Linked DNA regions of Homo sapiens: region 2 is linked to region 1. A link is a loop called in an ENCODE intact Hi-C map of the cell type or tissue named here. Cell type or tissue: IMR-90. All regions are shown on one strand. Each heading gives the region's core, and the rest is flanking DNA. Links, peaks and the distances in the headings are about the cores only.

Evidence for each region. Peaks named below come from ENCODE experiments on the same cell type or tissue, not always from the same donor. Only the 100,000 strongest peaks of a DNase experiment are listed, where the experiment ranks them.
Region 2: it touches region 1 in a loop (4-fold over the local background); 6 of 110 quality-filtered maps call a loop at or near these places.

Annotation. Positions count from the first base shown.
Region 1 is chr16:84,172,808-84,178,177 of GRCh38, reverse strand. It overlaps DNAAF1 (dynein axonemal assembly factor 1), which reads right to left. Exons shown (of 12, transcript NM_178452.6): 10 at 3,456-3,509; 11 at 1,879-2,245; 12 at 260-449. The coding sequence ends at 337. It overlaps TAF1C (TATA-box binding protein associated factor, RNA polymerase I subunit C), which reads left to right. Exons shown (of 15, transcript NM_001243156.2): 15 at 1-323. Among named protein-coding and RNA genes, the nearest start is that of TAF1C, 12 kb to the left of the region's middle. In IMR-90, for the core only: a CTCF peak has its summit at 2,726; DNase peaks (open chromatin) are centred at 267 and 937; H3K27ac peaks cover 1,101 bases.
Region 2 is chr16:84,304,878-84,310,216 of GRCh38, reverse strand. The region is part of intron 1 of WFDC1 (WAP four-disulfide core domain 1); the gene reads right to left. Among named protein-coding and RNA genes, the nearest start is that of WFDC1, 13 kb to the right of the region's middle. RefSeq lists an enhancer at 2,466-3,665. In IMR-90, for the core only: a CTCF peak has its summit at 1,892 (motif pointing right); no DNase peak of the experiment used is centred there; H3K27ac peaks cover 420 bases.

The DNA of each region.
Region 1 (5,370 bases), core at 172-5,171:
TCCCCCCTTTCTTTCCTCCCTCCCCTTCTCATTTTGATGTCTAAAGCATCAAGTCCCTCTTCCTCGGAGTTTCTCTAGCTGCAGTGGAAGATTCTGTTTTCCTGTGGGGAAAATGCTCACTTGAGATTTTGCAGGGACCCGGGTCTGTCTGGTTTCTGATGACATAGTAAGAGAAAGGTCTTTTTTCAGGTTGGCTGGTGAAAGGAATTGCATGTGACTCACACAAACAGGAGCTAGCCCAATCATACACTGACTCGCGTGGGTGTTAAAATGTTTATCATGCCTAAGGGAGACATTTATGATTAAACCATTTATGCTACATATAACTGGGGAAAACTATGATGCTTTCGGTGCTGGGAATGCAGTGAGGTCCCACGTGGGCAGAGCTTGGCTGGGCTGGGCAACTCCGACACACGTCTCTGGGGGTGTGGCGGCGCTCTCAGTCGGCACTGTGGAAGGAAGGGTGACCTGTGCTTTCTCCCTGTCACTGTGACTGCAAGGACAGGGGGGCAGCCTTGGGGTTCAGTCCAGGCCAAATTCAGTGTCCTCAACTGGGCGTGGTGGCTCATACCTGTAATCCCAGCACTTTGGGAGGCCGAGGCAAACAGATCACCTGAGGTCAGGAGTTCGAGACCAGCCTGGTCAACATGGTGAAACCCCATCTCTACTAAAAATACAAAGATTAGCTGGGCGTGGTGGCAGGCCCCTATAATACCAGCTACTGGGGAGGCTGAGGCAGGAAAATCCCTTGACGGGTGCCTGTAATCCCAGCTACTTCAGAGGCGGAGGCAGGAGAATTGCTTGAACCTAGGAGGCAGAGGTTGCAGTGAGCCAAGATCACATGACTGCATTCCAGCCTAGGCCACAGTGCGAGACTGTCTCAAACAAAACAAACAAAAACAAATTATTCAACGTCCTCCAGGCCTGCCCCCGCCCGAGGCTGCACGGGCTCCAGCTCAGACTGCACTTTTCTGTGCTGGTTCCTAGAGTGGAAGAGAAGGCCACTCAGTGTTCCCGGGAAATGCACTCAGGCCACTCCCTGCTTCCTGCCTGCAAGTCTGGAGTCAGCCAGGCAGCTGTCTTCAGGAAAAAGCCTGGCCACCGATGCGTGCTGGATGAGAGTAGCACGGTCTGGGCTCCACACAGCCCCCAATTTGGGAGTGCACCTGAAGGCAGATGCTGAATGAAAAAACAGTCCCAGCTTGCTTGTTCTCAGCACTAACCGGCTGCTCCCCAAAACCGCATCTGCCAGGCACATGTACCAGCCTGCAGTATGAGGGGAGGCCCCGGTACATTCAGCATGTTTTTCTGGGTCTTCTGCAGCCAGGCCTCTGGCTGCCGTCCCTGCCTGGTGCCCCTTTGCCCCTTTGCCTTCCCTGCCTTGAAGGCCACTAGGACTGGCCTGTGATTCACCCGGGCCTGGGTCACTGTGAAGCAGCCACGCCCTTGTGTGGCTGTCACCTCGCTTGCCCCACACTCCCCAGCAGTGGTGTTGGTGGTCCCCTCCAAAAGCCCTGGTCTAGAAAGGCTGAGGCCAGGGATGGTGAGGAGGGGGTGGAAATGCACGGTCATTAGGCCCCCGCCCCAGGAGATCTGCATGACCACAGGGGGATTGTGACCCCCACACACAGTCAGACTCGGCTGCCCAAGAGGAGGCTGGCTCGGTGGCTTCCTGGCCCAGGCTGGCTACCAGCAAGTGGCAGCTTCAGACCCGTGAACTCAGGAATGGGACCTTCAGAGGATCTGTGTGGTCTGTCCTGGGTGACCCCTCCAGCAACATGAAAGCTCAGGGTAAGGCTGAGTGACTGCCCTGCCCCACCCATCCCAGGCCGGGGAGCCAACATTGTCTCCACTGTGCTCTCGGCCCCACGCTCTTACCCGGAGAAGAGGCTGCAAGGAAGTCGCTGTCCCTGTCTCCACTGGAAGTGAGTGGTGCAGCATCTCTTTGGCAGGTGGGGGGCATCAGTAGCTGGCCAGAGGGGTCCTCGTCGCTGAGCTCCTGGATCAGGGGTCTTGGGGACTTGGTGTCTTGTTTTCGGATTTCCAAGTCCCTCTTAGCTTCTTTTTTAAAGATGTCTGTGAAGGGCACCCGAGCCGCCTTTGAGGTGTCTTTAGAGACTGCAAATATATTTGACAGAGTGTCTGTGGGGAGGTTTTCCAGCACAGGGAGTGACGTGTAGTCCAGTTCAGGGTCACTGTCATCACTCAAGCTCGAGATGACCTCAATCTTCGGAAAGCACATATTCTATTTACAGAAGAAAAGGTGTCTGAAAGTTTCTGTTTTCACAACAGAATCGCTCTACAATGCACCATGCCAGTTCTGCTTTTTCACCCAATGTCACAAAGTATTCTGTTGCCACATCCAAGAAAGGCCCAAGGGAACACAGGACTCTGAAAGTTAGGCCTGGGGGTGGCCACTCCCTGGGCACAGCTCATGTCTATGCCCTTCTCTCTGCCCTCTGCTCCCCCAGCCACTGGCTATTCCTCACCCTCCTGGTACCTGAGAGGGCGCACCCCTGAGCCCTGGGCTCTGCTTGGCATGCCCCTGAACCCCGTTTCCTTCACAGACTCTCTGGGACTTAGCTCCTTGGACAGCAGGCCCCCCACAGTAACTGTGTCTGTTTTCTTTGCTGCTGAGCTCGTGCTCAGAGATGATGGCTGATGCCTCCTTCTCCCTCAGGGTACGGGTCTGGCACGTGTGGGCTCCTGGTAATGCCAGTAATGGCCTCTGGGTGGAGTAGGGTCACGTCACTCTGAGAGAATTCCCCATTGTGCCTCACAGACTCACCCCTTTCTTTCCCCTCTCCTGTTTTCATTTCCTTCCCCTATATTCAGACAGACATTCATAGGATGGACATAGAAATACATCTTAATGACAGAAAGTACTTTCAGCTAACTATGCACTGTACTCAGCTGTTACAAACCAGCAATAGATTTTCAAGTGGTTCATCATAAAATCTTAAAGAAATTGAACAAGAACAAATGGCATTTCCTTCAGCAAGGTGAAAATATGGGGGATGTGGGCTGGGTGCGGTGGCTCACGCCTGTAATCCCAGCACTTTGGGAGGCTGAGGCGGGTGGATCACTTGAGGTCAGGAGTTCGAGACCAGCCTGGCCAACATGGAGAAACCCCATCTCTACTAAAAATACAAAAATTAGCTGGGCGTGGTGGCTCATGCCTGTAATCCCAGCTACTTGGGAGGCTGAGACAGGAGAATTGCTTGAACCCAGGAGGTGGAGGTTGCAGTGAGCCAAGAACACACTATTGCACTGCAGCCTGGGTGACAGAGCCAGACTCTGCCTGAAAAGAAAAGAAAAGAAAAAGAATATGGGGGAATTCAATGCTTTATGCACAGGGAACATTTTACTTTCAAGTTTAGGAGAGAAACGGTAAACGACAAGAACGAAGGTGGAATTAAGCTGCCTGTGGGAAAATGGTTTCTAATGACCTTAACCTGGTCTTCCAGAGATTTGCCTGTTTCATCATCATCTTCCAAGTCAGGTAGGTCCTGAAAGAGCAAGTGAGCCGCACATCACCAGGGAGGTACACGCACTGTCAACGTTCTGATAGGCACGATAAAGGCAAACACGCAGTCAACCCAGCCTTAGTTACAGTTACTCAAATCACTCAGGTGACTCGCCTGCCTGTTCCCCACCAAAAGGAACTCTAGATACACACAAAGCAAGCGTTGCCACCTCAGGTGTCTGGATCTAATAAATGAAAGGGAACTTGCAAGGTGTGACGTGTTTAAAGAATTTCCACATCTTTTTTCTGCTTTTTTATTAAGAGACACAGCCAGTTCATCTTGGGGGAAATAATGGGACCCAAACCAAATGCACCTCTGTACAAACTAGTCCGAAAACTCTATGTGGTATAAAAGTAATATATTTTGTACCTCCCCAAAACTTGTAGGACTTTTTTGTTTTGTATTGTGGGTGTTTGTTCGGTATCTTTGTCCATAACAACCAGTGCGTGGTTGGGGAGGCAGCATAGTGTGTGGTTGGATGCATGAACTGGAGCCACGGTGCCTAGGTTGTTACTCCCCCACCACCATTTTCTAGCTGTCTGGCTTTGGGCAAGTTGCCTAACCTCTCTGTTTCTCATTTTCCTCATCTGGGAAATTGGGATGATAATAGTATGTACTGCTTAGAGTTGTAGGAAGGGTTACATCAATCAATACAAGTCATGCTTAGAATGGTGTCACCCATATAATAAGAAACCAATTAACATTAGCTATTAGTGTTGTAGTTATCTATATGGTCAGTTCTCAAATGTGAGAGATAAATTGCCCAATTATGTCCCTTTCTTTTTCTTTTTTTTGAGACAGAGTCTCGCTGTGTTGCCCAGGCTGGAGTGCAGTGGTGAGATCTTGGCTCACTGCAACCTCCGCCTCCCAGGTTCAAGCAGTTCTCCTGCCTCAGCCTCCCGAGTAGCTGGGATTATAGGCACCTGCCACCACGCCCAGCTAATTTTATTTTTTTTATTTTTTATGTTTTTGTATTTTTAGTAGAGATGGGGTTTCACCATGTTGGCCAGGCTGGTCTCAAACTCCTGACTTCATGTGATCCACCCACCTTGGCCTCCCAAAGTGCTGGGATTACAGGTGTAAGCCTCCACACCTGGCCTTTGTTTCTTTTTTTTACATAGCTCCAGAAAACTAGAAACCCACTGTGAATTCTGACCGTGATCACTTTAACTCTTTTTTTCTTTTTTGAGATGGAGTCTCGCTCTGTCGCCCAGGTTGGAGTGCAGTGGCGTGATCTCGGCTCACTGCAAGCTCCACCTCCCAGGTTCCTGCCATTCTCCTGCCTCAGCCTCCCAAGTAGCTGGGACTACAGGTGCCCATCACCACACCTGGCTAATTTTTTTCTATTTTTAGTAGAGATGGGTTTTCACCATGTTAGCCAGGATGGTCTCGATCTCCTGACCTCGTGATCCAGCCACCTCGGCCTCCCAAAGTGCTGGGATTACAGGCGTAAGCCACCATGCCTGGCCGATCACTTTAACTCCTACTGGGCCATGTGAAATTCTGAAGTTTGAACATTAGAAACACCAGTTTAGAAGAAGTTTAACAAGGAAGTGGGCAGGGGACCACCTCTCCAAGGTATAAGGTCAGAGGTACCCAGAAATGCCTCTCCTATTCGTGCCCCATCAAAGGACAGTTCTTGGGGGGTTGTGAGACAATGTGTGAATTCCCATGGTACCATTCTTGTGGGCCTAAGCATTTGAGACTGTCAACAAAATGGGAAGAGCTTCAGGGAAGAGTGACAGGCAAGGCTGCGATCAAACATTCACTCAAGGGGATGGGACACTGAACCGTCACACCTCCATGAGCCAGAAGGCCAGTGAGAGCCTAAGCTACCTGCTGG
Region 2 (5,339 bases), core at 1-5,000, 130 kb before region 1:
CCACCCCCGCTTCTATGTCCCACACCCACCCTCCCTTGTCACTCTTTCTCGGTGTCTTAATAGAAATCCGCCATCGCATTTAACCAGTGAGCGACCCCTTCAAGGGAGGGCCTCGAGCCTCCTGTGTCTCCTCCTGCACATACAGTTGGCTGAATAAAGGTCCCCAAAGACACCAGGCCCTACTCCCTGGAATCCTAAATGCAAAGGAAAAAGGGTCTTTGCAGACGCAATTAGGTTAAGGATCTTGACATGGGGAGATGATTCTGCATTTTCCAGTGGGCCCTAAATCCAGTCACAAGTGTCTGAGAAGAGGGGAGCAGAGGGAGATCACACACACACACACACACAAGCACGCCCCCCCCACACACACATGTACACACGCACGCACACACACATGCACACAAGAAAGTCATGTGAAGAGGGAGGCAGAGATGGCGTCTACAGACCAAGGAGTGACCATGATTGCCAGCAGCCACCGGAACAGGGATTGGCAAGGAAGGAACCTCTGGAGTTGGGGGGGCGCGGCTCTGCTGACCCCTTGATCTCAGTCCAGTGAAGCTGATGCTGAACTTCTGGCCCCAGAACCATGAGACAATTCATTTCTGTTGGCTTAACCACCCCTCCCACCCCAGTTTGTGGTCATTTGTTACGGCGGCCCCTGGAAACTTGATATCTGTCCCTCTGCCAGGCACATTCTATAAATGAACCCCACCCCAGGCCCAAGTCCCCATCAGTGCCTCCACAGTGGCCTCGTCCCTGGCCTCGATGCCTCCAAATCCATCCATTCTCCAAACTGCAGCCCAAAGAGGCTTTATGAAAGGCACCTGTGGATTTGGTCACCTCTGTGCTCCAAGGCCCCAGAGGCTTCCCAGCACCCTCGGGACAAAGTCCCAGCTCCCCACTCGACCTCCGAGCCCTGCGCCAACCAGGTACATGTTACTTTTTCGATTTAATAACTTAGATATAGGATACATTGGCCTCATCTCATCGCCCCGACCCTCCTTGTCCTTACATGCCAGCAAACTGCCCTCCCTCCTCCCCTCGCCCTCCAAGCACATTCATCTCTTCAAACCGTTTCCTCCAGCTGAGCTTGTCTCATCCGGCAGAGCAGACGGGCAACCAGAGCGGGCTCCACAGCTAACGGCCTTGGTTCAAATCCCGGCTCTAGGGCTTAAATCCTCTCTGCCACTCACTTGCTGTGTGACCTTGGGCAAGCATCAGTTTCTCCCTACAGAACTTCCCTCCTGGGGTATCCTGAGTCTGCACCCAGGATGGTGTCTACACCCAGGATGGCATCTATGCCCAGGCTGGTGTCTACACCCAGGATGGCATCTATGCCCAGGCTGGCGTCTACACCCAGGCTGGCATCTACACCCAGGCTGGCATCTACACTGAGGATGGCATCTACACCCAGGCTGGCGTCTACACTCAGCATGGCGTCTACACCCAGGCTGGCATCTACACTCAGGATGGCGTCTACACCCAGGCTGGCATCTACACTCAGGATGGCATCTACACCAAGGATGGCGTCTACACCCAGGCTGGTGTCTACACTCAGGATGGAGTGTACACCCAGGCGGGCATCTACACTCAGGCTGGCATCTAGCACAGTGCCACCGATCATCATTGGCACGTGCTGGTCCTCTGCCTGGAAGGCCTCCCATCAGCTTCAATTGGCCAAATCACCCTTTAGTCCTCAGCTTAAACAGCCTTCTGAGGGCAGCTTTCCCCAGACTCGTCGGGATGTTTCTAGTATGATTCTTCATTTTTAGGCCCTCGCCACCCCACACTGAGAGCAGAGGCTGTGTCTGTCCCTGCCTGGCTGGGACCGAGCGCAGTCCTTCCTGCGTGCCTATCTGGGTAGCTGCAAATTGCACACGGTGTCACCAGTGCCCTGCAGGGGGCACCAGGTCCCTGGGAACAGGTCCGGGCCGGGTGCCCCTGGGAATTGGTGGAATCACCAAGGCCAGAGGTTTTCAGCTGCCCCCAGGGAGCCTCAGGGCCTGAGACTGAGGGCATGAGGGGCAGAGAGCAGGAATGGCCAAGCAGGAGCGGGGGGTGGTGCGGCAGGAAAGCCTGGGAGGGGGGCCCCTGGCCCCCATCCCTGCTTCACCCAGAGAACCCTTCTTTTTACTCTTGTAAACATTGGCTGTTAAATTCACGAAAAGTGAAAATGACCACTAAGCTGGCATTTGGTGGATATGGAGACGAGGCCTTAAGGAGGTGAATGGTTTTCCCCAAAGACAGAGGGGAGACCAGAGCGTGGACCTTTTATCACCTTTTATCACCCCTTTCTCCGCCCAATCTCCCTCACCCCTGTAACCACCACCAATAACTTTCCAGCCGCAGCAGGTGCATAATCCCACGCCATTAGCTCTCAGTTCACTTGCTGCAGAATTAACTACATTGGACCCATGTTGGGGTCCGCAATTTTTAATCCTAATCTAACATGACAGGCGCCCCAGCCTCCTTCGGAGGGTGGTTAAGAATACACCGTACGTCGTCGGGAGGGGGCGGCTTATTTTTCCGCCCAGCTTATTTTTCGATGAAGCCTCATTTATGAAATTTAATGGAACCTGGTGATCAGAAGCAAAACACTTTTCACCCACCACAAATGCCTCCCAGTCCTGGGACTTCCTTAATGGCAGTCCCAGATGGGAGGGTACGCAGAGATCAATTTGAGCTGTGCCGCCGTCTCAGAGGAAAATTCAAATGTCATTTCTCAGAATTTGGAGAGAACAAAGAGATAAGCGCCTTAGAAGCCACATCTCCCGAGTTATTTACTGCGTGACTGAAACAACAGATGGTCGTGAGTGATAAAGCACTGATTTCACTGAGAGGCCCAGATTAAAGGATTACATGTTTTGAAAAATATTTCATGTCACGCAAGGTGACACTCAAAGAGGGTTCTAAACACAGGGCGTTTTCTGGAGTTCTGGGAAATAGCTTTTACTCAGAGACATGAACAGCTTACCCTCCAATTTATCCCTGGCCCCATGGGTTAAAGGAGTTAACAGCCAAGGTTCTTGGCCTAGAGGTCGGACTGGAATTGACTCCCCTGACCCCCTCCACGTCTCTGACCTCTCTTCCAGCACTCCCCTCCTTACTCATTCTCTCCAGCCACCCAGTCCCACCTCTGGGCCTTTGCACTGGCTCTTTCCCCGCCCACCCACCATATCTGCCCGGCTCTCACCTACCTGGGATCTGCTCATACAGCCTTCCCTTCCCCCTCTCCCTGCTTTGTGGAGCTTCACACACCTCATCACCCTTGGGTGGACTGTGTATTATGAACTCATTTGTTTGCTGTTTTTCTCCCTCCTAGGGACAGGAACTTGGTTTTGTTCTTACCTGTGTCCCTGGCTCGTAGAACAGTGCCTGGCACATAGCAAGTACTCAGTAAATATTCTTCGGGTGGAACAAAAGCTGTGATGATGATGATGATGATGAAGATGAGGATGATGGTGGTCAACACACCCTGGCAGTTTGCTGGGCACCCTTCTAAGTGCTTAACATGCATTAACTCGCTGATCTGCACATGGGCCCTGTGCAGTGGGTTCTGCAGAGCAGGGGTCCTGCACAGGTGTGGGGGCAGCCCTTTTGTTTGTGTAAGGCTGTGCTATGGGCAAGCATCATCACACTCCTATGCTCACTTAATGCGGATGTGAATTAGGGGAGTGGGTCTTGATATCCCACACTCCAGAGATGAGGAAGGATGCTTTCAAAATGTAAAGCTGGACTCGGCCATCCTCAGTTTCTGAGGATTCGCTGCTCCTCCTGGCCTTGGAGGCTTCCGCACACTGTTCCTTCTACTCGGAACGCTTCCTAACTCTTTTTCACAGCTGAACCTCCACATCCTTTGGGGCAAGAACTTAGGAGCCATATCCCAAGATGGAAGGGACCGAAGCTCATGATCTCTTATACATCAAAGGCTGCTTTGCACAGGGATTAAGGGCTCAGGTGTAGGAGTCTGACGCGTCTGGGTTTGAACCCCATGGCTGTGCGATCATACAGGAAAATCACTAACGTATCTGAGCGTCATCTGCAAAATGGACACAAAAGTAATACCTGCTGCCGATGTCTGTGGTGAAGATCAAAAGAGACCACACCTGCGTGTGCTCGGCTCAGCACGGGCAATGCTAATCCATAGTTCACCTGATTTTTATTCCTTTTATTATTATTATTATTATTATTATTATTATTATTATTATTATTTTGAGAAAAGGTCTCACTCTGTCACCCAGGCTGGAGTGCAAGGGCACGATCTCAGCTCACTGCAACCTCCGCCTCCCAGACTCAACCAGTTCTCATGCTTCAGCCTCCCAAGTAGCTGGGACTACAGGTGCCCGCCACCACGCCTGGCTAATATTTTGTATTTTTAGTAGAGATGGGGTTTTGCCTTGTTGCCCAGGATGGTCTTGAACTCCTGAGCTCAGGTGATCTGCCTGCTTCAGCCTCCCAAAGTGCTGGGATTACAAGCGTCAGCCACCACGCCTGGCTCCTTTTATTTTTAATCAATGGACTCAGAAGCCTCTCGTCCCATAGTAACTTCATTCTTCATATCTTCCAGTCTTTCTTCATTTCCGCTGTATCCTCCCTCAATTCACTCCCAGATGATTTAGTGAACGCCCACCATCTCCATAGCGTTAGGTTAGATGCTCAGCAGATGCAGAAGAAACCTAAGGAGCTCCAGTCCAGCTGAGGCTGCAGATACACGTACGAGAAACCCACCAGCAACAGTGAAAAGTGGGATTGGATATAACCTCATCATTTCTGGATAAGACCAGGGCAAACAACTCGCAGAGTTCCTAAGAGAAGGGGCCATGCGGAAACAGCCACCCAGCATGTGCAAGAGCACTGCCCTCGGAGGACCACCTGAAGTCGCCTCCAGCCCTCCCCAGTAGGTACCACTGCTGTCCCCATTGCATAGGTGAGGAAACGGAGGCACACAGTCACCATACACAGACACCAGGCTTAGAGCCTGGGCTGTGTGATTCATGCTTATGGCAAGGGAGGCAGCATTTAGTAAGCTCTTACTGTGTGCCAATGCTGTGCTGGGTCCTCACATACTGAATCTTCAGTATCACCCTCTGGGGCTGCTGCTATTCTAAACCCACTTTACTGATGAGGAAACTGAGGCACAAAAAAACTAAAAGCATTTGCCCAAGAGCAAGCAGCTGAGAAGAGTCAGAGGCAGGACTCGAACCTGGGTCTGTCCTACTCCATGGGCGTTCCTGACCCAGGAGCCTGGAACTGGGAGTTGCTTCCCAATGGTGCCTGTCAATTTCTTCCCATTCTTTCAGTCCAGGGGCTCTCTCCCCCTCCCAAAGTGTTCCCTCTGC